Regions from separate parts of the Homo sapiens genome. Here regions 1, 2 and 4 are each linked to region 3. Evidence: chromatin loops called from intact Hi-C (ENCODE). Cell type or tissue: heart right ventricle. All regions are shown on one strand.

Evidence for each region. A loop is a pair of places that touch in the nucleus more often than their neighbours do. Peaks named below come from ENCODE experiments on the same cell type or tissue, not always from the same donor. Only the 100,000 strongest peaks of a DNase experiment are listed, where the experiment ranks them.
Region 1: a loop joins it to region 3, with 12 times the contacts of the local background. A loop is called at or near these places in 95 of 110 quality-filtered maps.
Region 2: a loop joins it to region 3, with 5 times the contacts of the local background. A loop is called at or near these places in 96 of 110 quality-filtered maps.
Region 4: it touches region 3 in a loop (13-fold over the local background); 43 of 110 quality-filtered maps call a loop at or near these places.

The regions. Positions count from the first base shown.
Region 1 is chr1:11,233,476-11,241,475 of GRCh38, forward strand. It overlaps MTOR (mechanistic target of rapamycin kinase), which reads right to left. Exons shown (of 58, transcript NM_004958.4): 11 at 6,828-7,072; 12 at 4,927-5,142; 13 at 4,368-4,573; 14 at 668-790; 15 at 1-12. Among named protein-coding and RNA genes, the nearest start is that of MTOR, 25 kb to the right of the region's middle. In heart right ventricle, no CTCF peak of the experiment used is centred here; no DNase peak of the experiment used is centred here; H3K27ac peaks cover 1,381 bases.
Region 2 is chr1:11,040,067-11,048,066 of GRCh38, forward strand. It overlaps MASP2 (MBL associated serine protease 2), which reads right to left and starts at 7,173. Exons shown (of 11, transcript NM_006610.4): 1 at 7,137-7,173; 2 at 6,825-7,053; 3 at 6,490-6,667; 4 at 5,342-5,473; 5 at 3,273-3,469; 6 at 2,809-2,956. The coding sequence starts at 7,141. RefSeq lists an enhancer at 5,678-6,510. In heart right ventricle, no CTCF peak of the experiment used is centred here; no DNase peak of the experiment used is centred here.
Region 3 is chr1:11,638,389-11,646,388 of GRCh38, forward strand. No RefSeq gene overlaps it. Among named protein-coding and RNA genes, the nearest start is that of FBXO2, 12 kb to the right of the region's middle. In heart right ventricle, CTCF peaks have their summits at 4,220 (motif pointing left) and 7,480 (motif pointing left); DNase peaks (open chromatin) are centred at 4,223 and 7,483; H3K27me3 peaks cover 5,305 bases.
Region 4 is chr1:11,475,586-11,483,585 of GRCh38, forward strand. It overlaps DISP3 (dispatched RND transporter family member 3), which reads left to right and starts at 3,570. Exons shown (of 21, transcript NM_020780.2): 1 at 3,570-3,787. RefSeq lists a silencer at 3,157-3,476 and an enhancer at 4,121-4,722. In heart right ventricle, CTCF peaks have their summits at 3,254 (motif pointing right) and 3,460; DNase peaks (open chromatin) are centred at 3,235, 3,524 and 4,706; H3K4me3 peaks cover 1,732 bases; H3K27me3 peaks cover 7,668 bases.

The DNA of each region.
Region 1 (8,000 bases), 400 kb before region 3:
CAAAATTAATGCCTAGAGAAAGAAGTTATGAGAAAATGAATGCAGATTAGACTCTACTAGAAACCTTTCTTTTATATAAGTAAAATTCACCCAAGAGACCATCTCAGTCATAAAGAAATTCCTTCTAGGCTTTATGAATCCAAGATTTCTCTGGAATGTAAATTCTCAAACTTTTCTCCATATGAAGTCTAAGTCTGACATGTGAGAGAGCTGGGAAGCACCATAATGTGAAAGTATTTCTCATGTCTCCTCTAAACCGAGTCTCAGTGATTGTTCATCCAGATTAACATACATTATAAAGGACTTCACGTGACTCTAATGTGTTGAGATTTGAAGGTTGTTTCAGATTTTCAAGCTCATTTTTTCCTCATTTTGGGCGAGCTATTTTATGCTACTATCTACCTACTTCTCCTTTCCAAACATCTGCGATGATGTGCCTGAAGCATTAACTCTTACCTCTTGTAAGGACAGCACTTTCCTGCAACTGATAAGATTCTTGGTATTCTTTAACTGAAAGTGCTTGATATGGCCCTTTGGTCTCCAAGCGTGAGAGCAAAGAAATCACCTACTTTGTTCAGTGTACTAGTGAACACTGAAACACTCCCATCTCCCCATATGAGCTGATGACAACGCACAGAGAAAGCACCAGCCTCTCGGTTTGTGTTACCTTCAGAATAGGCTCCATGTAGGGGCGGATGAGTCGGGGGGCATTGGAGACCAGGTGCCCCAGCATGCGGGCACTCTGCTCTTTGATTCTTCCAATCCCACTGTGCTCCAACTCTGTCAAAATCTGTAGGGAAGAAAGGCTCATATGTTCTCTATGGCAGAAGACATTCTAGAGAGAGACTGTGTCCAACAGAAAAAGTGGCAGGGAACTGGGGGAAAAACCCAGACCTCCACGACAGATGAAGTAGCTGCTAGATACTCAATGAGCAACAGACTTTTCTGCAACAGGCAGAACAGCCTTAGATACAGCTGTGACAGGAAGAAAAACTATTCGAAAACCTGCTCCCTTTCCTTTTATCACAGCACTCCAATGTCCCATGGCCCTCTCTAAAGCAGAGCTTTTAACCATGTAGCACAGCCAGAGAAGACTGAGAAAACCAACAGGGAGAGCTGTGAGTAGGGTTCTATAAAAATGAGGAAAGAAGGTAGGGCCCCTTGGGAGAAAAATCTTTGTCCAGACAGCAAATTACTGAAGACTACAAATAATGGCAAAGGAATCAAAGAACAGTTAGAACAGCTATGATGCCAAGAGAAGTGCTGATACTCTGTAGCTGTTTGGGGCATATCTAGATAAACCTCAATAGGTGGGGATCACACTGGCAGGATCCCCCGAAGCCTTACTGACTGGAGATAACACATTGGTTCTAGCTGACATCCTTAGGACACCAGCAAATCAGCATATCTTGCTCATGGTGACATAGACAGCATAATATAGACAGATTTCTGGATAAAGCTGCCAGAAGGAAATCGATGAGCAGTGACAAAAGCAGATGTCACAGAGCTCAGGTTAACTCAGCTACCCAGAGGAGTCTACAATTTAACATTACATTTTGTCTTAGGTTACTGACTTAATAACCCGATTTTTCTGGATTCCCCTGGCAGCCTGTTTTCCCCAGTCATAGCAGACCACAGGGAAAAGAAATGAAGGGGATACTGAGAATAGACCTGCAGCACCAAGAAGACATGGCTGACTGCAAGGAAATGTGCCTCACGGAGCAGAGCCCAACTATCTGCAGCAGTGCGGGGCCAATCCAAAGAACCCCAGGTTCACTTAGAGCCCGAGAGCCTCACTGCATCCTAATAACAATAACCAATGCCCACCCTGATGACCAAGACCGCAAGAAAGGCCAAAGTCGGCCAGGCACGGTGGCTCATGCCTGTAATCCCAGCACTTTAGGAGGCTGAGGCAGGTGGACTGCTCGAGCCCAAGAGGCAGAGGTTGCAGTGAGACGAGATCCCACCATTGCACTCTAACCTTGGTGACAGAGTGAGATTCTGTCTCAAAACAAAACAAAACACCAAAGCCTTTACCAAGGCATGAAAATGTACACCTCAATTTGGAAAAATCTATATCAAAGTTTAAAAACAAAAAAGAGTAATTTTAACATTTCAAGGGCTAAATTCAGTACATAAATTCATTCAAAGGAGCTTCACACTCTGCAATATTGAAAAAATGAAATGGCCTGATAGCTTAATATCAGCTTTAAGAAGATTAGAGCCAGCCGGGCGAGGTGGCTCACACCTGTAATCCCAGCACTTTGGGAGGCCGAAGCGGGCAGACCATGAGGTCAAGAGATTGAGACCAGCCTGGCCAACATGGAGAAACTCCATCTCTACTAAAAATACAAAAATTAGCTGGGCGTGGTGGCGGGCGCCTGTAGTCCCAGCTACTCAGGAGGCCAAGGCAGGAGAATCGCTTGAACCTGGGAGGTGGAGGTTGCAGTGAGCCAAGATCACACTACTGCACTCCAGCCTGGCGACAGAGCGAGACTGTGTCTCAAAAAAAAAAAAGAAAGAAGATTGCAGCCACGCCTGGCTTGTTGACTGCTATATTCCCAGTGCCCAGCAGTACCTGGAACATAGCATGTGGTCAAAAAGTCTGCTGACAGAATGAACATATTGATATTCTCATTAGGAGGTATTTCTTATTTTTTCCTTTTTTTTTTTTTTTTTGAGATAGGGTCTCACTCTGTCACCCAGGCTGGAGTGCAGTGGCACAATCACGGCTCACTGCATCCACAACTTACCAGGCTCAAGTGATCCTCCCACCTCAGCCTCCTGAGTAGCTAGGACTACAGGTATGCACCACTACACCCAGCTAACTTTCGTATATTTTGTAGAGACGTGGTTTGTCATGTTCCCCAGGCTGGTCTTGTCAAACTCTTGGGCTCCTGTGATCCGCCTGCCTTGGCCTCCCAATGTGCTGGGATAACAGACATGAGACACTGCACTCAGCCGTTTAGGAGATATTTCTACGCCAAATTAATTTAGCATGATTTGAGCTGGCAGGCTCAACAGTGATTTCACGTTTTTTTTTTTTTTTTTGAGACAGAGTCTCGCTCTGTCGCCAGGCTGGAGTGCAGTGGCGCGCTCTCGGCTCACTGCAACCTTCACCTCCTGGGTTCAAGCAATTCTCCCTGCACCAGCCTCCAGAGTAGCTGGTATTACAGACGCCTGCCAACATGCCTGGCTATTTTTTTTTTATTTTTAGTAGAGATGGGGTTTCACCATGTTGGCCAGGCTGGTCTTGAACTCCTGACCCCAGGTGATCTGGCCACCTCGGCCTCCCAAAGTGCTGGGATTACAGGCATGAGCCACCACGCCCGGCCTTCAACAATGATTTCTATTCCTTCCTATAACTGAGGAATGTTTTTAAGACTTAAAATGGCAGGCACTTCTAACGCAGGCCGGCAGTTAAATAAATCATTACGCTAAAAATAGAAGTGCCAACATAAGTACAACTTCCTAATTTGTTGACTGATGATATAATTTACAGCCACTTTATAACAAATTGTGAACAAACATTTCTCTAGAGTGAGTTACATATATTAATGATTTTCTATGTTTAAGTTCCTTATATGTTATAAAAAGTGTTTACTTCAAAACAAACCATGAAGGAGGATCAGGAAGCAAACAGTGAGCAATGGGGACAGGAAATGACTGGGTGAGCAACATAGAGACCCACAAGAGGCAGGTGGAAATAACTTCACCAGGCAGGACTGGTGTATTGGCAGGACTCCATGTATTGCTCACCAGGAGGCCACAGATCTTACTCAGTAGGTGAAGACAAAAACTGAGGAGCCATGTCTCCAGAGCAATTCTACCTTACGCTACAGACCAAGCAGCTGAGCTTGGCATTCTCATATTATTTAAGAACGAAAGCCAGGATCACAGACTGGAGCAATGACTATTAGAACAAATAGTGGAAACGGTCTCACACTGGTTATTTTTGTGAAGAACAACGGCCTCCGTGCTTGACCTGGCACCAGCAAGAAAAGCAGGAGAGCTGAAGGATAGGGAGGCGCTGGGAAGTCTGACACCATCTGCAGCAGATCAACCCAGCAAGCAAAGAGGGCCAAGAAATGGGATCACTGGTGACTTGCCAGGAAAAAGAAAGAGCTGCATGAGAGGACTCTGAACCACCTTAGAGTCATATTGACAAAGGGCTCATGAGGTGATGAGCACTGGAACTGCCATTATAAAGCCAGGGAAACATTTGGACCTTTGCAGACAAATGCGGCTTTTACCAGGTACCTCAATCTTTCTCCCCCATCCTTGTCCTCAACTCCGCTTCCTCAAGCAGTTCTCACAGCGAGAGTCCTGTCTTCCCTGCCTGTGGGTCTGGCCATCACCTCGGTTACCTGGATGAGCATCTTGCGCAGGAAAGGCATGACAAAGGCAGGGTTCATGCTACTGAGTCGGCCCACAGTGCAGATGGCCAGCTCCCGGATCTCAAACACCTGGTCATTCAGAGCCACAAACAAGGCCTGCAAGTTCTCCGCCTGGGCCAGGTGTGCATCAAAGCGCTCGTCCAGGGACGCCAAGACACAGTAGCGAATGTCAGGGTCTGCAAGAGCAATGGAGCCTTTGAACATTTCCTCATGATCCCATCACTCCAGCCCTTCCCAGCTTCTACCTCCACTGCCATCAGCGTAGTGGGAAGATTCCAGATGCTTTTTCTCATCTAACCTCTGTCATTCTTTTCTCTACTCACAAGAGTAAAAGACAAAAGAATTAAAGGTAGATTATCTTACACCAAAGGCTACAGTAGCCATGCCTAACACGCCTTGGCAGAGAAATAGCTGAATATCAGCTTTTTGAGCCGAAGAACTCTAGAGAGGCCATGTAATGAAACTGGCTACTCCCAATTGTCCTAAGCTCCTTAACTCCCCTAGATTCCTTCTGTCTGGCAAGCCTTACCAGGATCTGTTATCCCAACTACGAGCAGTTTGCTAAGCACATCTGCCACCACTTGCACTGCGGTCTGGCTAACCACATGAGCATGGCCACTGATGAGGTGGATGGAGGGTGTGAGCAGGCGGGAGCAGGTGCGGGCAGCCTCCATGCGGATCTCCTTGTGCTCACTGTTCAGGAAATGATCCGCACAGTGGCGAACAAATTGGGTCAGAGAGTGGCCTGGATAGAAAGGCAGAGAGAAAACAGAATAAACACTGCTGCTGTAGACAGGTAGGTCTGCAGCTTGCTAGCTGAATTTTCCATTTTGAGGCTACTAATTCTACTTTCAACTAGATATTGATCAATACGATACTGACCCGGAACTCTTCTTTTTTTTTTTTTTGAGACGGAGTCTTGCTCTGTCGCCCAGGCTGGAGTGCAGTGGCGCAATCTCCACTCACTGCAGGCTCCGCCTCCCGGGTTCACACCATTCTCCTGCCTCAGCCTCCTGAGTAGCTGGGACTACAGGTGCCTACCACCACGCCTGGCTAATTTTTTTTTTTTTTTTTGGTATTTTTATTAGAGACAGCGTTTCACCATGTTAGCTAGGATGGTCTCGATCTCCTGACCTTGTGATCCGCCCGCCTCGGCCTCCCAAAGTGCTGGGATTATAGGCGTAAGCCACCGCGCCAGGCCTGACCCAGAACTTTTAAAGGGTAACAAGGGGGATTTCAATCAGCAGAAAGGTAAAAGGGGGTGGTGAAGGAGCAAAGAGACAGATAAAAGGTATCCCCCAATCCTAGCCTTTTTATATTCCCTTTAAATAATAAATTATTTTGTTTTATTCCAACTCAACCCCTTACATTCTCAGAGGATAATACAATTCTTGATCAAATTTACCTTGCCTCTTTTAGTTCCCGGATTTAAATACCAGACAAAGAGTCTGTGTAGGCTGGGTTTAAACATAGCTACTTTCTATTCACTAGAAATAAATTATCATGGGTGTGAATCAATGTTAAGTGGAGGAACTGCAATAGAGAAACCATGGGTGGCTGTCTCCAGACAGCATGTTCAGGCTTTCTGTACTTGCTTGTTTCCCCACATTCTTGACCAATACTACCTATATGATCTTAAATTTCAAAAGTATCAACTTCTCCCCCTGAAATATATCTCTGTGGGGTATTATTATGGGTTTATTTGCAGTTTAGAACTACACAGTATGGTACTTTTAGAAATCATACCGCCAGCCGGGCACAGTGGCTCATGGATATAATCCCAGCACTTTGGGAGGTCGAGGCAGGCAGATCACTTGAGGTCAGGAGTTCCAGACCAACCTGGCCAACATGGTGAAACCCCATCTCTACCAAAAATACAAAAATTAGCCGGGTGTGGTGACACGCGCCTATAGTCCCAGCTACTCGGGAGGCTGTGGCAGGAGAATCGCTTGAACCCAGGAGGCAGAGGTTGCAGTGAGCTGAGATTGTGCCACTGCACATCAGCCTGGGCAACAGAGAGACTTTGTCTCAAAAAAAAAAAAAAAAGAAAGAAAAAAGAAATCATACTGCCATAGACATGGAAACACCCAAAAGCCCCTACTTATACATTTTAAAGCATTACATACCATCTCAGCTACAAAGAAGTGGAAAAGTGAGGATGTGAGGGGGATCTGTCTCTGAAGCATTATTTCCTTGGATCAACGTATACTTTCCCTCAAACCATTTGCCCCCAAACTCAGTATGGGACAAAGAAACAAAAGTAGGAATTACCAATACGTGGAAAGAGTCTAGGAAGGATGAGCTGCTACAGAATCAGCTACCCTGTCTTTAGCACCCCAGCAAGATCCAGGAATCCTAGATACCTTCATTCCTTTCCCAAAGTTTCCAGCATCTCTCACTATCTTGGCAAGAGCCGTTGTAATTTCTTACCTTCAAATTCAAAGCTGCCAAGCGTTCGGAGGGCAAGAGTGATGCTGCCCACATCGCTGGCCTCAGGGAGGGTCGTGAGGCCAGGAGAGGCCAGCTGATGGGCCAGGCCCTTGGGCATGCCTGGGTGGCGAAGGGGTTTGTGCATAAGGACCAGGGACAGCATTTTCAGTAGCCCATCTTGAATGTCCTTCTTTAGCTGTGGAATCTGACGGCTCAGGTCGTAGAGCACTGCAGTGAGGGCAGGGCTGAGGGGAAGGAAACAAGTCACATAAGGGCTGGGCACATGACACTCAGTCTGTTCTTGGGAAGAAACAGCTTTCTCTCCCAGCAAGGGGATCAGGCCTCTGTTCTTCAGAGTAGAAAGGATATTATAAAATAAGAATAAAAGTGTAAACTCTCTTGGCTTAGTCTCAGGTCTCCAAACAATCTATGAGTTTCTGGTTCTTGCCACAGAAGACTTGCTCACTATAATTCAGCCACTACAGAAGACCAAGTCTCAACAAACACTCTGGGAAGCAGATTAAGAACACTGTCCTTATTTTACAGATGAAGAGAACTTAGTTTAGGAAGCTTAAGCAACTTGCTCAATAATAATATACACAATATTTGCAAATATTTATTGAGTACTTCCTATATGCCAGGCATGGTGCTAAGAGTGACTATACCATGAACCCACAGCAACCCTAGGCAATAAGAATTACTATTGCACCCACTTTTCAGATTAAAAAAAAAAAATGAGGCCAGGCGCGGTGGCTCACACCTGTAATCTCAGCACTTTGGGAGCCGAGGTGGGCGGATCACAAGGTCAGGAGATCGAGACCATCCTGGCTAACACACTGAAACCCCAACTCTACTAAAAATACAAAGAATTAGCCAGGCGTGGTGGCAGGCGCCTGTAGTCCCAGCTACTCAGGAGGCTGAGGCAGGAGAATGGCGTGAACCCGGGAGGCGGAGCTTGCAGTGAGCCAAGACTGGGCCACTGCACTCCAGCCTGGGCGACAGAGCGAGACCCCTTCTCAAAAAAAAAAAAAAAAAAAAATGAGGCTCGGGGAAATTAAATAACTTAGTCAAGATCATATAGAAAGCTAGTGATGAAACTAGGATTCAGTACTAGCCTGTGTGTTTAGTCTAAGCTATCCTGTCCATCCAGTTGAATGTGCAAACAACCATGCC
Region 2 (8,000 bases), 600 kb before region 3:
GGATGTGTAGGTAGAAGGATGGGTGGATGGTTGGATGAATAGAGGAATGGATGGCTAGAAGGATGGGTGGATGGAAGGATGGGTAGGTGGGTGGGTAGATGTACAGAAGGATGGATGGATGGGGCTGGGCGCGGTGGCTCACGCCTGTAATCCCAGCACTTCGGGAGGCCAAGGCGGATGGATCACGAGGTCAAGAGATCAAGACCATTCTGTCCAACATGGTGAAACTCTGCCTCTACTAAAAATATAAAAATTAGCTGGGCATGGTGGCGCATGCCTGTAATCTCAGCTATTCTAGAGGCTGAGGCAGGAGACTTGCTTGTTCCAGGAGGCAGAGGTTGCAGTGAGCTGAGATTGTGCCACTGCACTCCAGCCTGGCAACAGAGCAAGTCTTTGTCTAAAAAAAAAAAAAAAAAAACGGATGGATGGATAGGGTGGGTGGGTGAATGGCTGAAAGAATGGGTAGATGGATGAATGGATGGGTGGGTGGATGGATGGATAGGATTGGTAGGTAGAATAATGGGTGAATGGAAAGAGGGATGGCTGAAAGGATGGATGGATGGGTATATGGATGGATGGATAGGATTGGTAGGTAAAATAATGGGTGGGTGGATAGATGGACAGCTGGAAAGATGGATGGATGGATGGATGGATGTGTAGGTAGAAGACTGGGTGGATGGGTAGATTAATAGAAGAATGGGTGGGTGGGTGGATAAAGGATGGATGGATGGATAGAAAGATGGGTAGGTAGAAGAATGAGTGGACAGATGGATGACTGGGAGAATGGGTGGGTGGATGGATGGATGGATGGATGGGTAGGTAGGTAGAAGAATGGGTGCATGGATAGGATTGGTAAGTAGAAGGATGGGTGGGTAGATAGATAGCTGGAAAGATGGATGGATGGATGGATGGATAGATAGAAGAATGTGTAGGCAGAAGGATGGGTGGATGGGTAGATGAATATGTGGATGGGTAGATGAATATAAGGATGGGTGGGTGGAAGGATGGGTGGGTAGGTGGATGGATAGAAGGATGGATAGATGGATGGATGGATGGATGGATGGATGGAAGGATGTGTTGGTAGAAGGAAGGGTAGATGGGTAGATGAATTGGATGGATGGATGGAAGGATGTGTTGGTAGAAGGAAGGGTAGATGGGTAGATGAATAGGATGGGTGGATAGAAGGATGAGTGGATGGAAGGATGGATGGGTGAGTAGATGGATAGAAGGATGGATGGATGGATAAATGGAAGGATGGGTAGGTAGAAGGATGATGGATGGATAGATAGGTGTCTGGAAGAATTGGCAGATGGATGGATGGATGGATGGATGGATGAGTGGATGGATGGATGGATGGATGGATGGATGGATTGGTAGGTAGAAGGATGGGTGGGTGCATAGATGGACAGCTGGAAGGATGGGTGGATGGGTGGATAGATAGAAGGATGTGTAGATAGACAAATGGGTGGATGGACAGATGAATAGAAGGATGAGTAGACAGAAGAATAAGTGGGTGGGTGGGTGGATGGATGGTGGATGGATGGATGGATGGATGGATGGATGGATGGATGGAATGATGGGTAGGTAGAAGGATGAGTGAATGGATAGATGGATGGCTGGAAGTATGGGTGAGTGGATGGATGGGTGAATGGATGGATGGATGGATGGGTGAAGAATGGGTGGGTGGGTGGATGGATGGAAGAATGGGTGGATGGATGGATGGATGGATAGAAGTATGTGTAGGTAGAAGGATGGGTGGATGGGTAGATGAGTAGAAGGATGGGTTGATAGAAGGATGGGTGGGTGGAAGGATGGGTGGATGGGTGGTTGGATAGAAGGATGGATGGATGGATGGAAGGATGGGTAGGTAGAAGTATAAGTGGATGGATAGGTGGAAGAATGGGTGGATGGATGAATGGATGGATGGGTGCATGGATGGATAAGTAGGTAGAACAATGGGTGGTTGGATAGATGGATGGCTGGCAGGATGAGTGGATGGGTGGATGGATAAGATTGGTAGGTAGAAGGATGGGTGGGTGGCTATATGGATAGCTGGAAGGAATGGATGGATGCATGGATACATGGATGGAAGGATGGATGGATGGATGGACAGACAGGACGATGGGTGTATGGATGGATGGATAGAAGGATATGTAGAAGGATGGGTGGATAGAAGGATGAGTGGGTAGAAGGATGGGTGGATGGGTGGATGAATAGAAGAATGGGTGGGTAGAAGGATAGGTGAATGAATAGATGGATAGCTGGAAGGATGAATGGACTGATGATAGAAGAATGGATAGTTAGAAGGATGAGTGAATGGATAGATGGATTGGATGGATGGATGGATGGATGGATGGATGGATGGATGGATGGATGAACGGACGAAGGATGGGTGGTAGAAGGATGGCTGAATAGAAGGATGGATGGATAGGATGGGTAGGTAGAAGAATGGGTGGATGGTTGTGTGGACAAAAGGATGGATGGGTGGGTGGATTGATGAATGGTTGGAAGGATGAGGGGACAGAAGGATGAGTGGACAGAAGGATGGGTGGGTAAAAGGATGAGTGGATGGGTGAATGGGTGGTTGGAAGAATGAGTGGTGGAAGGATGGCTGGGTGGCTGGCTGGAGGGAGGGACAGCGGGTGCTTCCCCTTAGAAGACTGCTGCCTCAGACCTCAGACACCACTAAACCTGGTGTCCCTTCCTAGTCCTGGCCCAGAAGGAGCCCTACACTCTACAGCTCCTTGACACTCCAGGAGAGAGGGCAGCTCTGCGCTTCCAGCCAAGATCTGAGACCCACTTGCTCACCTGTGCTCGTGTAGTGGATCTTCCAGCCTGTGTGGTCTCCTGATTCATCTGTGACAAAGGTGATGGTCACCGTGTTGCTTTTTGTTTCAATCCTGTGGGGCAATGTCTTCCCACAGAATGGGCCATGTTCTTCTCTGTCTGTTTGAATCTGAGAAAGAAGCTCATGAAAGCTGGGGAGCAGCTGCCTGGGTCTGGCCTGGGCCGGAGGGAAGTAACCCACCTCCTCAGCATTTCAGGGACAGCCAATGAGGCCAACCCAGGCCATGGATTGGGGTGCCCCTCCCCACTCTGCCTCCCACACTTGTACTCGAAGGCCCCAGCCTTGGACCTCCATAGAGCACCTGAAGAGGTGGGGGTCACCGAGGGTGACGGGAACGTGGTGGGGGCCATGCTGCAGGAAGTAGGGGGTGCAGCTGGGCTGAGGGGGAGGATCTGGGACAAGATGAGGGGCCCAGGAGCCAGACCTTGAGAAAGTCGTAGGGACACAGGGTTTCAGGGTGTGTCTCCACATCGAAGGACTCCACAAAGTCCAGAATGACACTGAACCCCTCCTCCAGGCTGATGCTGTAAGTGCAACTGGAGAGTTTGGGATACGGCCGTGGGTATTCAGGGCTGCTGAGCTCCCCAGACCTCTGGGTGAAGACCTGGCCGGAGCACAGGGCTGGAAGGAGGGAAGGCAGGGGAGTGACTTGGCGTGCCCTCTATCAGCCCTCGCACCAACAGCAGGGTGGATGCCTTGGGGAGCAGGAAACTGGGACAGGGATGTGGCTGGGACATCTGCATCCCTGGGTTGGGCTGGGCCCTGCAGGTGGCCAGCCCCTGAGGCCTACCCAGAAACCAAACGACCCACCCGATGGCTGAGGGGCCGCTTAGAGAGGGGGTTTCTCTTGCTTTGAGGCTTTAGCTGAAACAGGCAGCACTCGGGATGGAGCGCACAGGCCCTCACTCACACCCCCAGGGAGCGTGGTGGTGTCCTGAGCCAGAGTCGCAACCCCAGGGTAGGGGCTAGAGCACTGAGTTCCACCAGGCTCTGCCGGGGCGGGGGGCGGGGGTGGATGGACACACAGGAAGGAGGAAGAAGGGACACTCTCCTTGGTCCCTGGGAATTCGGGAAAAGAGAGGAGCATCTCCTCGAGCCTAAGGGCCCCTTCGGAGCTCCCCTAAATTCCCTTACAGCCACCCCAGTGATTCCCAAGTTTATTCATCAGGGGTCTCCTACCCGAACCCAGCCAAGACCAGCCAGCCCCCTGGGTTCCTGGAGGAACCATCCGGAAGAAGGGTCTCTCATCACCCCCTTTCCCCAGGTCTGACCCCTGCCCTGGGGGCTGCTCCTGGAAGTTCAAGGCAACAGTGATCATGACTGAGTCTGGTGCTCTCCTTCCTCGCTGGAACAGCTGATGCTGCTGCCACGGGCGGGGTGTTGGGCTGGGCTCTATCCCTCAAGGAAGGCTTGGTCCCCATCCCATACCACCACCCCACCCCCAGCTGCAGTGGGGGGCATTTGAGTTGTGAGGCCTCTAGGAAGTGAGGAGCCCCAACATTGCCTGCCTTCTTCCACGTGGCTGTGCCCTATGGGGCAGTGGGAATCACCCCTGGATTTGCGGGGGACCAGATTACCCCTCAATGAATATCTCCCAGGGTGTCTCCTCTGTGGGTCAGGCTCCTCCAGGCCAGACCCTGAATGGGGGTGGTTCAAGATTACTCTGGGCTCAGCCTCTGGGGACCTGGACTCGAGCGAGGCCTTGCCCCTCTCCGGGCCTCAGTGCCCCATCTTCAAAACGGGGGGTGAGGCCAAGGAGCCTGTGGCCCCATGGAGGAGGCTCCCACAGACCTGGGGTTCATGAGGCTGTGAGGAGGGTAGGCAGAGAGGAGCGCACCCCGCCGCCTCCCGACCCTCCCACCCCAGAGACACGTGGCAGCAGGTGGGGTGGGGCCAGGTTTATTATTGGGTCCATGGTGGGTGAATGGGAGTTGGGGCACAGCCATCTCAGCCCAACCCGGAGCTGAGGCCAGCAGGCTGGCTCTGGCTTCTGACCTGCTGGGCAGGCCGGAGCTCCAGGGGAGGCTAGAGGCTCTGCTCTGGAAGAGAGATCAGAGAGGCAAGGAGAGACACCGAGAGGGAGAAACCGAGTCGGGGGAGGCAGGGTCAGCGCCAGCAGGTGGGGCTGCCCACGCCCCAGAGCACTGGCCCGTCCCACAGTGCAGGGAACCAGGGAACCAGGTCCCAAGGAACGAGGGCTAGATACCCCCGACTCTCCCGTGGCTACATGAGGGGTTCCCAGAGCCCAGGTGGAACCAGGTACACAGTGGGATGTTAGAATTAGTCTCAGTCGCTAGGGCAGGGTGGCACTGATGAGCCTGGCTGCTGAGAGGGGAAGCAGGGCTGAGAAGGGGAGCTGGAGGCAGCAGGGCCTAGAAGCACCCAGTGTCCAGGGCCCAGGCCCTCCGCACCCCTGGGCAGAGCAGCAATGGCCCTGAGGAGCCCCGGGTATCCCAGGAGAGGGTGCGTTGGGGCCCAGGCAGCCTCCCTCACCTGAGCAGGTGCGCTTGTTACGGTGCAGGACGTAGCCTGCGCGGCAGGAGCAGTAGAAACCGCCCAGGTGGTTGTGGCAGTGGTGGTCGCAGGTGGGCGCCTCTCCCGGGGCCACCTGGCACTCGTCAATGTCTGGGGGAGAGGCAGGGCCAGGCAGGCCGTCAGGAGGGAAAGAGGCGGGATCCAGCCTGGACTCCTCCCAGGAGATCCATGACCTCAGAGTGGACCTCAGAGGAGGCCTCGTCCTGTCTAGGGTGCGGGACTGGTGCCGGGCCAATCACCTTACAGGCCTAGGGTCGCTGCAAGCTCCCAGCAGCGCTGGGAGAAAGATGCAAACATCACCTCTGTTAAACCAGTGGGAGTTTCAGTGTCCGGCCCGAGGTCACCCAGCTAATGAGGGGAGTCAATCAAACCCAGGGGGCGGGGCTACAGCGCTGAACCCTTGCAGCAGCTTCCTAAGGAGCAGAGAAATTGAGCCACTTGCCAGAGGTCACACAGTTGGTCTCTGCAGGGACTGGGATCTGAAATCAAACATCCTGGCAGCGCTCCCGCTGGCAGGGCCCCACTTTGTCAGCTGTAAATGGGGCCCTCGGCCCCTGCGTCGTTTTTGTTTTTTGTTTTTTGAGACGGAGTCTAGCTCTGTCGCCCAGGCTGGAGTGTAGTGGTGCAATCTCTGTTCACTGCAGCCTCCACCTCGCAGGTTCAAGCAATTCTCCTGCCTCAGCCTCCCTAGTAGCTGGGATTCCAGGTGCGCACCACCACGCCCAGCTAATTTTTGTAGTTTTAGTGGAGATAGAGTTTCACCGTGTTGCCCTGGCTGGCCTTGAACTCCTGACCTCAAATGATCAGCCAGCCTCGGCCTCCCAAAGTGCTGGAATTACAGGCGTGAGCTGCTGCGCCCGGCCAGTCCCTGCGTCACTTGAGGCGATGCTGTCCTCAGATCCCTGGCTCAGAGTTGGCACTCAGCCCATGTGAATGGAGGTCACGGCTGTTTTGGTCTTTGCATTGTGGATGATGTCAGGCCAGAGGCCTCTCCCCTGCCCTGGGAAAGGTGGGGAAACTGAAGGCAGGGCTGCCTGGCCTAAGACAGAGTTACCCCCACAGCCAGCTGCGCAGACTGAGATGTTGCAGGACCCCTCTTGGCTCACCCTCGGCTGCATAGAAGGCCTCGAACCCCGTGAACGGCTTCTCGTTGGAGTAGTCGGAGCGGAAGGTAATGTCCAGGCTGGAGCCCAGCGAGTAGAAAGTGTCCTTGCCAGGGGCCCGCTCCGTGTCTGTGCTCTCCTGCCCGCACAGCGTGGCCAGCACCTTGGCCCCCGAGCTCAGCTGTGGGGTCAGGTGTCACAGGGAGTGAAGGCAAGACCCAGGCCTGATCTCCCTCCTGGCCAAGCCTGGCCCCTGCTCCCAGGTGTCCCTGAACCCTGGCTACTCCTTGGGGACCCCCCGACCCTGAGAAACCCCAGCCCTCCCGTCCTGACGGCACCTTGACGAAGTCGTACTCGCAGAGGTGGGAGAGCTCCAGGTCGAAGTGGGTGAAGTAGAGGCGCAGGCGGTAGCCGGGGGGTGCAGTCAGGGTCCAGCGCCGCTCCTGGTCATTGGCATACTCCCCTGGAAAGCCGGGGGATGCCAGGCGCCCGAACACAGGTTCAGGCCACTTCGGGCCCAAGGGGGTGGCCACCGAGCCACACAGAAGGCCCAGGAGGGTCAGCAGCCTATGGGCAGGGCAGGGGCGGTGAGGGCCCAGGCCTGTGCTCCCACCCCACACCCTGCAGGGAGGCTGTGGGCGCCCACCTACCTCATGGTGTGCCCGTCCAGCTGGCCTGGCCTGGTCTGCAGCCCTACGCTGGTCTCACCTTTGATCTGTTTGTCCAGTGACCTGCCCCTGCCCCCAGCCTCCCTGACTCTGGGATTCTGGGAATCGACTCCATGACTCCAGCCTGCTCAGAGTTCCAGGCAGGCAGGACAGGCTGCTCTGGGAGCCAGGAGTCGGACCTAGGTAACAACAGCCTGGAAACAAATCCTGGCTCTGCCCCTCACCCCTCCCTTTTTTTTGGATCTTGTTCTGTTGCCCCGGCTTCAGTGCAGTGCTGCAATCATAGCTCACTGCAGCCTCTACTTCCTGTGTTCAAGCAATCCTCCCACCTCAGCCTCCCAAGTAGCTGGGATTACAGGCGAGCACCACCACACCTGGCTAATTTTTTATTTTTGGTAGGGATGGGGTTTCTCCATGTTGGTCAGGCTGGTCTTGAACTCCTGCCCTCAGGTGATCCACCTGCCTTAGCCTCCCAAAGTGCTGGGATTACAGGTGTGAGCCACCGTGCCCAGCCTCAGGCTGGCTAATTTCTTAAACCCTGTCAGAAGGACCTGGTGCCACCAATTCCCGATTCCCTTGCAGGCTTAGAAGTCGCTTTTGGCTGGGCTCGGTGGCTTATACCTGTAATCCCAGCACTTTGGGAGGCCAAGGTGGGTGGATCACGAGGTTGGGAGTTTGAGACCAGCCTGACCAACATGGTGAAATCCCATCTCTACTAAAAATACAAAAATCATCCAGGTGTGGCAGCGCGCACTTATAATCCCAGCTACTCGGGAGGCTGAGGCAGGAGAATTGCTTGAGCCTGGGAGGCGGAGGTTGCAGTGATCCGAGATCGCACCACTGCAC
Region 3 (8,000 bases):
AAAACATCTCGCCCCTGCAGAGTGCTGGGGGTCCCTGGGGCAGAAAGCATGGCTACCTCTTGCCCCCGAACCCAGAGAACTGTAAGTGGGGGGCTTCCTCAACCCCAACTGACAGAAGCCCCAGTGGCTGTCAGACACACCCCACCAGCACACACACTCCACTTGGTTTTAAATGTCTCTCAAAGACCAAATTCAATTTAGTAGAACTCCACCAGCTCTGCAGTGCAGAATTCATCGGATGAGGTGCCTGCTTTTCGGGGAATAATTCATTTTTCCTGTGTCGGAGAGGAAAGTAATTGATCCAAGGGGTTGATGCCTCCTCCCTCCTGCTCTCCCTCCCCGGGACAGTCTGATTCCAAATGCAGACCCGAGACTGTTAGGTCAAAGTCGCAGCAATAAATAGGAGTGGGGACTTCTGCTTTAATATATTGGATTATTCCACTTGGTGGTGACGAAAAACAAGATTTAATTCCCCAAGAAATGCCAGCCGAGAAAATCATTTTCCCTGCCGGCTTCCCCCTTCCTTTTTTTTTTTTTTTTTTTTTTTTTAGTTTTCTTTTTTTCGAGGACATCTTTGTCTTTCTGCAGCTTTGAGGGCCTCTCTACACCCTGCCCCACTGGAGACCTCCCCACACACTGCCCACAGCGTCTGGGGGCCTGTTTTTCTGTCCTAGAACATATTCAGGATGTTTTCCTCCCACCCTCTCAATCATAGGTCCCTGAGCACAGAGATTTCTATTCGAATCCAGATGCTACTACAGTGCTTCGCACATTGAAAAATTATGACAATAAGCCCCAGGAAAAGGCCAGTTAGTACTGCAGCTCCCAGTGACAGCCCAGGAAGCTACAAGCTGGCTAGGGAAGTAATTCACCCTCCTACCATCACTTGGGTCAAGAGTCCATGGACCGCCTCCTCCAGGAAACCTTCCTGATCAAGGTCTATGTTAGATGTCCCTCCTCTAAAATTCAGTAGGCTTCCCCTCACCACCCTTTTACTATTATTAGACTATAGTTGCCAGACTTGTCCATTTTATTTAACAAACTTGTATGTAGCACCTTTTATGTGCAGGCCTTGATCTAAGTGTCTTACCTATATTAATTCATTTGATTCTCATAACAATCCTATCAGGTAAGTAACAAAATCATCCCCATTTTACAGATGTGGAAACTGAGGCACTAACTGGTCACACACCTGGGGAGGGTCAGAACTGGGAACCCAGATCCTTCTCTCCCTCTAGTCTGTGAGCTCCTAGAGGACAAGGACCTCATTGGTTCACTGTTGTATCCTCAAAGCATAACAAGGTGCTGACACGCAGAAGGTGCTGAGTAAATGCTTAAGTGACCGGGCACAGTGGCTCACGCCTGTAATCCCGACACTTTGGGAGGTCGAGGCGGGCGGATCACTTGAGGCCGGGAGTTCGAGACCAGCCTGACCAACATGGTGAAACCCCATCTCTACTAAAAATACAAAAAACAGCCAGGTGTGGTGGTGCACACCTGTAATCCCAGCTACTTGGAGGCTGAGGCAGGTGAATCACCTGAATCTGGGAGGTGGAGGTTACAGTGAGCCAAGATCATGCCACTGCACTCCAGCCAGGGAAACAGAGTGAGATTTCGTCTCAAAAAAAAAAAAAAAAAAAAAAAGCTTAAGTGGTAAATCCTTCCACATATGAACCAAAGATCAATTCCTGAGGCTGAGTCTAAGTGTGTGATTTGTGGGACACAGAAAACTCCACCAATTCCAACTGAACCCGGAAGCCCACGGCCTCCACCACAATTCCTGTCTGCACAGAGGACTAGAATCCCTCCGCAAGAATCACTTCACCCAGGAAAGCCTGCAGGTGGTGACAGGGGGCGAGGAGAGGCAGCTCTGGAGGGGATTCCAGCCATGCAAAGCCCTTGCTGTGTGACCTGGGGCGAGAATGCACGTCTCTGGGCCTCAGTTTCATCTCAGCCTCTGAAATGGGAATAATAGCACACAGATGTGCTTGGAGGATTAAATAAAACCATACACAGGTGATGTTTTGAACACACCTATCACATGGTGAGTGCTCAGCGTGTGCTGAGATAGCATAGATTGTAAAACTGGACTTTGAGGCTACTTTTGCCATGCTCAGAAAATAAAAAAAAATAAAAAAAAATTAAAAAAAAAAACCTCATCAATCCGAGTAAATGAAGCAAACTTAGATCTGGATGGGAGGGTAGAGTTTTCTTCACAGTAGTAGTGAGGTAGGTGAGTTGCCAAGAATTACCAAGAAGAATTTCACAAATCACACACAATCCATTTACTTCTGGGAGTTATCAGGATGTGGGAGAGTCTGAAACGGAACTTACTGGACCAGAAATAGCATTTGATGAGCGTTTCATTCATCCGGCCAGCACACACTGAATGCCTTCCATGTGCACGAAGCAATGTGCAGATGAGGAAAGGGCTCAAGCTTTGGGGGCCATGGCGACAGAAGCCCCGTCCCAGCCAACTCTGCAGCCTACAGCTTGGTGACCTCGACCAAGGGCCCCACCTCTCTGAGCCTCGGTTTCCTCTTCAATAAATTTTGTGATGACAAAATAAAGCCTCCCGAGGAGGCTGCTGTAGGCAGTCGATGAGATAATGCAGCAGTAGACCAACAAATGTTGGTTCCCTCACCTTCTGGCAACGGCCCACAGCAGTCAGGCCACTCCATTCAGCTTCACTGTCTTGTTCCAAGAATCTAGTGGGTGCAGGAACTGGAGGCACATTAGTGCCTGGGAGTATCAAACCAGGTTGGCAGGTGAGGATCGTAGGTTCCATTTGTGTGGTTGAGGACAAGGGGCAAAGCCAGGTGAAGCCCAAGTGTTTCTGTCTCTAATTATTTTTATTTTTATTTTAGAGAAAATCTCACTGCCACCCAGGCTGGAGTGCAGTGGTGCGATCTCTGCTCACTGCAACCTCCATCTCCCAGGTTCAAGCGATTCTCATGCCTCAGCCTCCCAAGTAGCTGGGACTACAGGCGTGTGCCACCAGGCTCAGCTAATTGTTTTGTATTTTTGGTAGAGACGGGGTTTCACCATGTTGCCCAGGCTGGTCTGGAACTCCTGACCTCAAGCAATCCACCCGCCTCAGCCTCCCAAAGTGCTGGGATTACAGGCGTGAGCCACCGCGCCTGGCCATGTTTCTGTCTCTAAACCCAAGCTGTTAACACTGGACAAATGGCCTCCCTGATTCCTAGGAGAGGAAGGGAGGAAAAAAAGCAGAGTGGGGAGGAAGCCAGAGACCCCTGAATGCAGCTTCATTCATCAAAGGTGACCGCAGAAAGGCAGGGGAAGGTCCCAGGGGGCCTCGGATGGACATGGTCAGGGGAAGGTCCCAGGGGGCCTCGGATGGACATGGTCAGGTGGCTGGGAACTTCCACAGCGTTCCCCTCCACGCCTTAGAAACATCACCTCTGTGAGTGATTCCAAGCTCTTTGCACCCTCCTCCTTGGTGCCAGCCCCCTCCTTCATTCTGGCAGTTCTCCCTAACATCTACCTGCAATATTTCCTGCTGCATGACCAGCAGACCCCAGTGGCAACCCTAGCGAATGGCCCTCAGCCCTGTTCCATCCTGTCTGCAGAGCTCCTAGCAAGCAGCTCCTGGCTCCAGGCAGTAATCCTACTGACAATTAATTGGCTTTTGTTGGAGGAGAATGAATACCATCTCATCTTAATCTTCTTCATTATTCTCCTTGTTCAGCAGAGTCAACACAAGATTAGGTTTAATTTACGGTGGTGGGAAATAGCAAAGTCATTATGCACCAGGAACTCAGGATTGGATCTGTCTGGGTGTTCTGTGTTCACTGCAGGCCTGGCACCATCAAGCAAGGCCCAGGGCTCTGCCGAGGTGGAGATGGACTTGGGGGGGTTCTAGACTCCCAGACCTACTTGGAGCTAGATCCCAGGATACCACCAGCCCTCCCTAGTTGGGAGGGGCCCAGCTCTGGAGGGGAGTCCAGCCATCCAAAGCCCTTGCTATGTGGCCTGGGGTGAGACCCAGGGGCCTCCCAGGCCTTGGAGACCTAGCCTCCTAAATGTTTCTCATACAGCCTCTGGGGTCAGAGCAGCACCAAATCCCAGCCCCTGAAGAGCCAGGCTCAGCCCCAAACAATGGGAAGAGACCAGGACTTGGATTCAAATTCGACTTTTCCTCCGCAGAGAAATGGGCAGGACAGACACAGCTTGGGGACAGCCTTGACAATGCTGACACCTAGTGGTACTTGGAGGAACTGGCCCTTCCCTCCCTCTATGTGCACAATTGAATATACCATGTCCACAACTGAATACACCGCGTACACAAAAATCCAGATTTTTAAGGTAAAGAAACCAGAGGCCAGGTGCAGTGGCTCACGCCTGTAATCCCAACACTCTGGGAGGCCGAAGTGGGCGGACCACAAGGTCAAGAGTTCGAGACCAGCCTGACCAACACGGTGAAACCCCGTCTCCACTAAAAATACAAAAATTAGCTGGGCGTGGTGGCGCACGCCTGTAGTCCCAGCTACTTGGGAGGCTAAGGCAGGAGAATCATTTGAACCCGGGAGGTAGAGATGCAGTGAGCAGAGGTCGCGCCACTGCACTCCAGCCTGGCAACAGAGCGAGACTCCGTCTCAAAAAAAGAAAAAGAAATCAGAAAGGGGAAGAGGGACTTTTCCATTACCAAATTGTTAAACATATGTTTCCACTGAGAAATCTAAGAGGAAATTCATTTTACCTTCCCTGACCACTTAGCCAAAATAGCCCCCAAACACCTAGCATCCCTCCTACTGCCTGGGGTAATGGTACGCACAGACACTCTGGAGCCCAGTGTCCTCGTCATCTCCAACTCTTTCTGCTCTTCCTCACCTGGGAGCCCCCAGCTTCTGTCCTTGCTCTGTCCCCCAGCATGTGGCCCCTTCTGATTCTGTACCCCAGCAAAGTCATTAAAACTTAAGCTGGTGAGGCAGGAGAATCACTTGAACCTGGGAGGCGGAGGTTTCAGTGAACTGAGATTGCGCCATTGCACTCCAGCCTGGACGACAGAGCGAGACTCCATCTCAAAAAAAAAAAAAAAAAAAAACAGCAACACAACCCACAACTCCCCTCTTTCCCTCCTGCGGACTGAAAATGTTTGCTTGGCTCTGTGAAAATAATGTTAATTAAAAGTCTATATACACATATAAAATGTCAATTTAAAGAAAAAAAGACTTAAGCTGGAAAGCCAGCTTCAACTCCTTATTCATTGCATGACCCTGGCAAGCTACCCTGCATCTCTGAGTCTTAGCTCTTTTATCTAAGGGGGCCACTGCACAGATTAAATGAGCCTGTGCACTGAGCTCATGAACTGGCGCTCTAGGTCCTCAGCAAATGCCTGTCATCGCCATCATTGCTGCCATCAGCATCATCACCATCATCATCATCCTGATCATCCTGCTACTCTTGGGAAATTTGGTTTCATCAAACAAGATTGTCAGCAGCTGATGTCTAAACCCCCATCCCTAGCTCCTGCTGAACAGAGCAAAGGTTTTTCCTTAATGGAAACGATATCATATCTGCTTCCTAGAGCATTTATATCTTATAGGGCAGAGCACATAGTAGGTCCTCAGGAAACTCTCTGGGTCACCTTCCTACATCTCCAAGCTCACGTCAGATCACCTCCTCACTTGCTCACTGCTCCAGCCATGCTGGCTGCCTTTCTGACCTGTGAATAAGTTCATTCCCATGTCGGAGCCTTTGGCTGCCTCTGCAGTGCTCTTTCCCCAGAGCCGTATGGCTGGTTTCTCGTCATCATGTGATTCAAGTGTCACTTCCAGCCAGGCGCCGTGGCTCATGCCTGCAATCCCAACACTTTGGGAGGCCAAGGCAGGTGGATCACTTGAGGCCAGGAGTTCAAGACCAGCCTGGCCAACATGGTGAGACCCTGTCTCTATTAAAAAAAAAAAAAAATTAGCTGGGCATGGTGGTGCACGCCTGTAATCCCAGCTACTCGGGAGGCCGAGACACAAGAATCGCTTGAATGCGGAAAGTGGAGTTTGCAGTAAGCTGAGATAGCACCATTGCACTCCAGCCTGGGCAACAGAGTGAGACTCCATCTCAAAAAAAAAAAAAAAAAGTCACTTCTTCAGACAGGTCCTCCCTGATCACCCCAACCAAAGTAGCACTCCTGCCCTCACTCTCTACACTACAGAGGCCAAGTGCCTAAGTGGCTGAGTAGAATTCCAGTTCCCGCCTGGCGTGATGGCTCATGCCTGTAATCCTAGCGCTGTGGGAGGCCAAGTCAGGTGGATCACTTGAGGTCAGGAGTTCAAAACCAGTCTGACCAACATGGTAAAACCCCATCTCTATTAAAAATACAAAAAAAAGCTTAGCCAGGTGTGGTGGCGGGCGCCTGTAATCCCAGCTACTCGGGAGGCTGAGGCAGGAGAATTGCTTGAACCCGGGAGGCAGAGGTTGCAGTGAGCTGAGATCACGCCTCTGCACTCCAGCCTGGGAGACAAAGCAAGACTCCGTACCAAAAAAAAAAAAAAAAAAAAAAAAAAGAATTCCAGTTCCATCACTTCTTAGCAGTATGGCCTAAGGCAAGTTGCTTAATCTCTCTGTGCTTCAATTTTATTTTTCTTTTCTTTCTTTTTTTTTTTTTTTTTTTTTTTTTGAGACTGAGTTTGGCTCTTCTTACCCAGGCTAATTTTTGTGTATTTTTAGTAGAGACAGGGTTTCACCATGTTGGTCAGGCTGGTCTCGAACTCTTGACCTCTGGTGATCCACCCACCTTGGCCTCCCAAAGTGCTGGGATTACAGGTGTGAACCACTGCACCTGGCCCAATTTTCTCATCTGTAAAAATGGAAGTAATCACAGTTTCCACTTCGTGAGGTTATTATGACAAATTAATATAGATAAAGCTTTTAGAGTAGTGCCTGGCTTATTGATGAAGGGCTATCTCATGTGGGTAATTATCTTGTTCACTCATTTAGTTGCTTGTGTTATGTTTCTCCATCTAGACTGTATATTCCAAGAGACCAGAGACTTTGTTTTGTCCCTACCTTACATATAGTAGGTGCTCAATAAATATCAAATGATTAGGAAGAACTGGCCAGGCACGGTGGCTCACGTCTATAATCCCAGCACTTTGGGAGGCCGAGGCAGGAGGATTGCTTGAGGTCAGGAGTTTGTGACCTGCCTGACCAACATGGCAAGACCCTATCTCTATAAAAAATAAAAATTAGCCTGGTGTGGTGGCACGTGCCTGCAATCCCAGCTACTCAGGAGGCTGAGGTGGAAGGATCGCTTGAGCCCAGAAAATTGAGGCTGCAGTGAGCCATGATCACACCACTGCACTCCAGCCTGGGTGACAGAGTGAGACCGTGTCTCTAAAATTTTTTTTTTAAATTTTAAATAAAAAATAGGATCATAGGAGACATGAAAGCCCTATCTGCTGTCTCTCGCTTCAACTGTCCCCACTGTCCTAGAGACAGCCCTGGGGTGCCCCCTGCTGGACGCCACACAGGTTTTTCCTTACAGGCAGCTGGTATATGCCATCCTATAACGTTTACACGTGGGTCCAGCTCTGTCCTCCAGGGTAGGGGACAGTAATGCTGAGAGGAGTTAAGAGCACTCACTTAAGAGCCAGATGTGCCTGGATGGGAGCTTCTGCTTCTCCAGTTACTCTGTGTCACTTGCCAGAAAACCGTAAAAGGGATGACCATGCCCTCTCCCCTGTCCCACCTGACTGGACTGTAGGGTGGTGTGATAGGACGTGCCCTATGCCCAGTGAGCCTTCTGGCCCACCTCACACAGCCCTTTGAAGGCTGAGAAGCAGTTGTCTTATCTTCCTGACCTAAACACCACTGGTGTACCCGATGTCCCTCTAGTGACAGCAAGAGTGAGCCTGAGGCCCCTCCGGTCTCCTCTGAGGGCCCCATGCTCTGGGGAGAGACCACAGCAGGCTCAGAGCCTCTGGGCTTCTGGGCAGGGCTTCTGGCTCCTTCCTCAGGCTCTTGGCTGCAGGTGGCCTTCT
Region 4 (8,000 bases), 160 kb before region 3:
TGTGTTCTACTTTAGCTGAAGAGACTATTAAGCAGGAATATTTTTGGCAGTGGTCATTATGACTCCCACTTTGCAGATGAGGAAACTAAGTCTCAGAGAAATGCAGTGACTTGCCCAAGGTCATACTAATAAAAGACACACATAAAAATCAAACCCAGTTTCCTAAATCTAGAGCTCTTTCCAGCATACCCCAGCCTACCTGACTCTGCCCAGTGGCTTCCTGGAGAAGGTGAGATTGGGGCTGGGGGCCAAGAGCGCCAAAGTCAATGCCTTAGCAGATTGAAGAGGGGATTACTTATAAATCCATTTATTCTATTCCCTGGTGCTGGGACAGTGCCTTAATACCATATTTTAAAAGATAAACACTCCCAACCCTCCCCATATGCTCAACCCTCAGCTGCTCACCCATCTGGTGGGAGGACTTGATTTGCATACAACCCCCCTTCACGGGGCGGTGTGGAGGGGTGTCACAAAAAGTGAGATGTGTTATGGTCAGCACTTGCCAAGTAAGCGGTAACAATATGATGAAGAAACTGCTAATGTGTATTTAGTGCTTAATGTGTGCCACAAACTGTGCTAAATGCAATTTTTGCACAGAGATGATCTCATTTATAACTATAACCACTGCAATGAGACAGATATTCTTACCATCCCCACTTTATAGATGAGACAACTGGGGCTCAGCAAGGTGAAGTGACTTTCCCAAGGTCACGCAGCTGGTAAGGGGCAGAACAGAAATATGGCTTTACTGGGAGAGGTAGAATCAGAAGCTCAGCTCAGAGGCTCTGCTTCAGACCTAGTTGGAGAGAAAATAGAAGTAGAAATAAAGGGATAGGAAGAGAGGACAAAGCAGCCCTTTATAGCTCATATCCCTTGCAAAGAAGGCTTTTCAATTAGTTGTGAAGACAGAGTATAAGGGGAGCAGCTTATCGGCACCATGAGGCATTTAAATCAGACCCAGGAAGAACTTCCACCAGACAGCACTGGAACAAGGAGCCAGAGGGGACACAGAATCTTAATCTCTGCAGCCTTTCAGCTGGGTGGATCATTATCCACCAGAGTCATCTTTACTACTCACCTGGAGGTACAGGAGGCTTCAGGGAAGTACCCTGTGGCTGGGCAGGGATGTGTGAGGCCAGCATCCCCAGGCCCCTGTAGTAAACACGCTTCCTGCAAGCAGGCGCGGGCAGGGGAAGGGGAGGAAACCTGGGGATGAACCCCAGGAGGAGGATTCTCATGACTTTCCACACCTGCACCAGCTCCACTGCCACCACCGGTTCCCCTTTATGGCAGGCATATTTCAAAGGCCTGGTTCCATTTGCATTTTTAAAACCTCACTGATGGCCTGGGAAAATTGCATCCTTCCAGTGTTCCTGGATACCACACCGTGCACCTCCTCTCCCCCTCCACAGGCCTCTGCCTCTGCACCCTCCCTTCATAGAAAATCCCCCACCAAGGGCAGAGCAAGCCCAGCCCCACTGGAGATCCTCTGGAAGTCTCCAGAGGCCAGAGAGGGTTCTGAGGAGGGTGTGGCCAAGGTGGCCACAGCTATGGCCAGCTAGGCAACATGAAGCAGGACCCCTTTGAAGGTGGTGAGAATTTCATCAAGGACCTATATCAAACCCACTAAATCTATTTCCCAGCAGAGTGGCAGCTGTATCCCCAGGCATGGACTGAGGGTGGCACAGCACCATGGGGCACACCAATGGGATGGCCGGTGGATTTGTCAGACTGAGAGGAACAGTGCTGGAGCCTTGGAGAACTTTGAGGAGGCTCCTAGAAGCAGCCTTAAAACAAACGGAAAATAATCAAGCCATTCTCCCAGCCAAGAAAACCCTTTGCTCTCAGCTGGGCTTGGGAACACACTTTGTGTCTCTCTATTGCTCCCTTAAAAACAAATCTTTTCCTTGTTCTCCCTCCTCCCACCCTCTCACATGGCTCCTCATTCTCTGCCCTCCCTCTAGGATATGGCAAATGGGACTAGAAGTTTGCAGGGTGGTGCCAAGTCTGGTCCTCTGTACTCATATCAGATTTGGCCTCTGGTCCTGGGACAGCAATTTTCACACCCTCTACTTCTCGGGAGAGATCTCCTGTCTCTTTCTCCCCTTACAGCTCACAGTGGCACCCTTCACCCCAGGAACTGCCCCCAACTCTAATGTCTTTAAGGCCAGATGGAGCCATTGGGAGTCTTCTGACAGACTTGGCCAACCTGGCAATGGCTCTCTTGAGACCTTGAGCACATGGGGAGTGAGTGCCAGGGCAGGGACACTGGCTCAGGCCATTTGCTTCTGCATAGATAAGCTCTCAGGGCACCCAGAGTCATAAATACCAATGCGTCTAGTTGACAGCCAGTCAGTGGGTACAGCTTCCAGCCAGGGACTGTACAGCAGAGAGACAGAGCAGGAGCAGCAGGTGAACAGCACAGGAGATCCACTCAGCACCCTGACATTTAGAGGTGCGTCTCACCCAGTTTTCCTCTTTTAAAAATAAGGGCTGGGGATGGGGAGGGGCTGCTGTGGGTTCAGCATCAGTGTGTTGGCTGGCCGGGTTTGTTATATTTCATTCATAACTCTCCCATATTCTTCTCTCTCCCATAAGCCGGAAACCTCCTGAAGGCAAGGATTGTGTCTCACCATTGCCCTATCTTCCCAGGTCCTTGGTCGGCACACACCCAGGACAAATGACAAGCTCATGGCTCACCCTCACACAGCATGGCAATGGCCTCCCTCCTTTCTGGCTTCCGTCACTGACATCCCTCCACCCTGCAGCTGGGGGCTGGCAGCTGGCCCCCTTTTGAGGGGTCCCACTTCACTCTCCCTGGGCAACACCAATGCCAATGCTCTCTGAGCCCTGATGGAGAGAAATGGGCCAGGGTACTGGCCTGCCCCCCTCCCCCAGGCTCTTTCTCCTTGTGGCCCTTTGGCTAGGGGTGTCAGGCAGGTCATGTGCTAGAGCTGGAGGGATGCCCGGTCCCAGGGGCTGGTATGGCTCCGGGTTCTGGTGCCAGAGGGGTAAATGAAGAACAAACGAGGAAGGGACGGCGCCAGGAGCCTGGGCTTGGCAGCTCCCTCCGGAGGGCGCCCGGGGATGCCCGCGAGTGTCCAGGAGGCTGGTGACCTGCCAAGGCTGGGCGGGCTGGCTGGAGAGGAGCGGGAGCGCGGGCCCGGGAGAGACTTGGGTATCAGGAAACTCGGAGGCGGGGCTGGGGGGTGGTGCCTGGCCCGGACCGTCTGCAGGGGCGGGGACCGACCCCCAGGGGTCGCTGCGCCTTGCGCTTCCCCCGCCCGCGGGCGCCAGGGCCGGGCTGAACCACCGCGCGGATCGGCAGGGGGAGCGGCGGCGAAGACAGCGCCAGACAGCGGGTCCCAGAGACCGCAGCGCGCGGCGTGGCGCAGGGTCTCGCCGGCCACTGATTCAAGGCGCGGCGGCGCGGAGCCCGAGAGGCGCCAGGGATTGGGCGGCAGCGCGGCTCCGGAGCCTGGCTCGGACACCCCCGCGACCCGTGGTAGGAGCCCGGACCCAAACAAAGGCGGGCGGCGAATAAAAGGCGGCGGCGGAGCGGAGTGCTCGGGTTGCGAGCTGAGGACTGGGATTCGCGCGCAGCTTCCCGCGGTCTGCTTGCCCTGGAGCGGAGGGGGAGCCCCAGCCTCCTGCGGCTCCGAGAAGCTTCCCCCTGCGACTTCCGCGAGGAGACGAGTCTGCGCAGCGTGGTGGCCGCCGCCCCCCGACCCTCTGCGCACTCTCTCCCGCGCCGGCGGCTCAGCCTAGCCCCGTTCGGCCGGCCGAGGTGAGTGCACGGCCGCGGGGCGCCATCCGGGCTTGGTCTCGGGGCTGGGGGATGCATTGCTAGGAGGAGGGGGAAGTCCTCCGCGCCGTCCGCACCCCGACCTGCTTGGCGCCGCGCGCGAAGTTCTCTCGCTCTCCAGCCAGCCCGGGATGCGGGCCTCGGAGCCCCCCGGGAAAGACGGTCAGGGGTGGACAGAACCCAAGCTTGCCCTCTACGACCGGGCCCCAGCTCCGCACCATCTCCCCGCGGGACTGCAGCATTCTTGGTCGGCCAAGGGGAGTTGGATGTTGGATGTCCAGGAACGGCAAGGCTTCCGACCTCTGGCCCCTGCTTGTCCCCTCTGAGGGATATCTGGGTCCATAAAAGTTGAGCGTCAGTCTGAAGCCGCCCTTGGATCGGGCTCTCGCCCATGCTAGAGCGGAGGGAGGGGACAGAGTAAGGCTAATGACCCCCTCCACCCACTCCCTACCTAGCGTACTCGTGCTCTCGGAGGGACATTTCCCCGATTAACCTGGCTGCAGGTCCGGCCGGGGAGGGCGCGTGGGGGCTTGGGGCGGGCCGGGCCAGCGATGGATCCGCGCGCGCGAGGGTCCCCAGGCTCTGCCGAGAACGCGAACGAGGGTGGAGGTGGAGTGGGCAGCCGGGCAGTGGCGGCGCTGAGGGTCGGGAAAGATTCCCAGCGCAAGGGGCGCCAAGTCCCGGGAGCCAACCCCACCGCCGGGAGAACTTTTCCCAACTCCCTGGGGAGGCCGGCAGCAGGGCTGGGAAGGCGCCTCCTTGGGGGCTTCTCTTCTCGGCCTCTGCTCCACGGCCGGCGCCAGCTTCCCGCTGTCCCCCACTCACTGCGAGACTGCGCGCAGGTCTCCGTCAGCCCACTCCCCGGGTCAGCACCGCGGACAGCGCCTCGCGGCCGCCCTAGAAACTCAGAAGCCCGCGCACACCCACAGTCCACGCGCACACTCACACCCATCCATGCGCACACACATATCTACAGACCACTGGAAAACAGTCCACACACATACACTCGCGCAAGTACACACCCACCCACAATCCTCAGGCGCACACAATCCACGCAGACCCACGGTTCACACGCACGTGGGCGGACAGATCTCACAAGCACACACGTTCGTGGACCTGGGCAGCATCTTCGCCCCCGCTCTGCACTCGAGGTTGCTGTCTCCGGACTCACTGACTAAGCCCCAGATTCCAGAGCCCACCACCTGGTGTTCTCACCGATGCCCAGTGACTCACAAAGCCACTCAGACTCCCAAGCACAGACACACTTCCACCCCCAGCGCGCGCGTGCACACACACACACACACACACACACACACACACACACTGTCCTGCTCCTATGGGCGAAGCATGGGGATTTAGAGCAAACACCCCCTCCCCACCTCCTACTACTACACCTGCCAGGGGACCAGGGGATCTTCTGGAGGGAGGGAGGAGGCTGTGGCTCGGTGGAAGCTCCAGGCAGAAGCCCAGCCTGGACAGGTGCCTTACAGAATCTCCATTTTCAGCCCAGGGTCCATTTTGCTTGGCTCTCTACCTCAATACTCACTCCTCTTTCTCTAACCTTAGTCCAGACACACACATGTACAATCAGGGTCCGCATTCTTTGCTTGTACCCTCTGTTTCCCTGCTCTGTTCCCTCCCCCAGGTTTCTCTCTCTCTCTCTCTCTCTCTCTCACACACATACACACACACACACGCACATGCACCCTCTTTTTTTGGTCTTTCCAGTCATCCTTCCCCACTGTCTTCACTTCTCTCCCCAACTTTCCTTAGGCTGGGTCTGACCCAGTCTTTGCTGGGATGTGGGCACAGCTGACCCTTAGGGGGAGCTGACTCCATTCTCTCAGACTTGCCTTCTTCACTGCAGGTTCCATGTCCCCGTTACTCTCTCTTTGGAAATCTGACGACCCTCCACCGTGGCCTCAGCAGCTTCTGTTCCCCTCCCCAGGAAGTTTTCTAGGGCCAGATGCCACAGAGCCCCAGTGATCTCTCCAAGGGGCCAAGAACTTTGGGTGAAGCATTCTGGAACCCCCCTCGAGATCTGGCTAGCCATGAGATCTGGTAGCCATGACCTGGCTTGCCCTTTGACACCTCTCCTGCTGTTGTCCTTCAAATCCAGAAACTGGGTTGAAAGAAGAGTAGTCCCAGCATGGTGTGGTGGAAGGAGCACTGGACTGGAAGTGAGGGGACCTGGATCCTAGTCCGAGCTTAACCACAGACTCCCAGTTTGCCCTTGGGCAAACTACTTCCCTTCTCTGAGCTTCAGGTTTCCCGTCTGTTAAAGGACTGCCTGAGGTGACCTGTAGGGTCACTTTCTGGCCCTAATAATCTGGAACATTGACTCTCTAGTGAGTCTCTTGAGTGTGGGTGGGATTGAAAATTGTGATTCTAACCCCAAAGATTACCCTACCTTTCCCCTTCCTTAGAGCACCCACCACTAGTGAAGTCATCCTGTTCCCTGAGTGAGGGATGTTTAGATGATTTCCTTAATAGGACCAGAGATGTCAAGTAATTTTCTTGAGGTCATACTGCTGAAGTGCAATCTTCATTGGGGCAGGCATTACTTCTACTGTCTATATATCCTCTGCATATACCACTGGTTCTGCTGGTAGATGTGTGGTGAATGAATGAATGAATGGACAAATGAATGAATAGAAGATTTAAACCTGGATCTCATGATCGCCAGGTCCTTGGATGGTTTAAGCCCCTTTCTCTGCTAGTATAGACATACTTCCCTCGTCTCCCCATCCTCCCCATCCCCTATTCCCCTAGTCCTCAAAGGCGGTGGATGGAATTGTCTGAGTTAAGGTCCTTCCTCCCAAGTGGCAGACACTGGGCTGGTTGTAAATGGCCACAGAGAAGGGAACAGCTGAGAGCAGCTTTAGAGGTCCTGCCCAGTGAGTAGGGGCTTTGCAATCAGCCTCATGTCCTTGGACCCAAGCAAGTAGACTGCCCATGGGCAGTTGGTTGCTGGCCAGGCTCTGATGCCAAGAGGGAAGATGGCCATCACCACCATGTGGCTAAGCAGCCTCTTTTCATAGCCCTATGAGCTGGGGATGGCAAAAATAGCCTTCACAGATGAGCCAAATGAGATGCTGAGCAAGGAGGTGGTGTCCCTAAGGGCCATCAGTCAGCCCACTGCCAGCAATAAAAGTAGGCACCCCAAAATGGTGGGGTGGTAGTAGTGATGGTTGACAATAACAATACTATAGGTGTTGATAATGATGTTAGCATTGTTAAAATCGAGAGCTCAGTGATTAGCCTTTTTGGTTCCCTTCCCCCTCTTTGAAATGGTTTCCCCACCTGAACCCCTCTTATACTCCTCCCCACACCCAAATGTGGAGAAACGGAGGGCTGGGACAGTGAGGCAGGGGTGTGGGATTGTCCATCAGTCCTAGCCAAGGAAGAGGGCTTGTCGTTTGAAATCGTCTTCTTCTCTGTCTGCCCTCCCCCTACCCAAGCATGGTGTCTTGCCAAAGGAGCTGGGAGAGGTGTCAAAGTCTGTCAAAACACCCTTCCAAGCTAGATTCCAAAGCATCGAAGCCCAGGGAAAATAAATAAAGAGAGCAGTGTCGGCCCAAAATAGAAACATGCTCCAACTCACAAATATGTATGTTTTCCAAAAGTCGCATTTCACGGGCAGACAGTGCGGCTCACGCTGCAGCTGCCCAACAAAGGCCGGAGGCATGGATGCTGCGGGACCAGTCCAGGGATGGCGGCAGAGCCTCCCCCAGTGAGCTCACTCTCTGCCTGGCCGCTGGGAGACCAGACAGCCGCACTCCACTCTGCACCAGCTGGAAGGTACACGGGCGGGAGGATTGAGAGGAATATGTGTCTGTGTGTTGTCAAAGCTCTTTGGAAACGGGCACCAGACATGGCTGATGGCCTCAGGTCCTCCGCCTTATGATGGGAGGCTGGTGATAACAATACCAACCAATCATAGCTGCCATGTGTTAAATACCTACTATGTGCCAGGTGCTAAGCATTTACATGGACTGTCTCACTTAAGCCTTGCCACCATCTCATGTCACATGAATTGTCATCCTCACTTAATGTGTGGGAAAAACAAAGTTCAGAGAAGTGAAGAGACTTGCCCAAGGTCACACAGCGAGAAGAGGCCAAGCTGGGATCAGATTTTGATCTGAATGAAGCAAAAACCCCCATTTTGCCAAGTACCCTGTATTGTTTTGGTTAC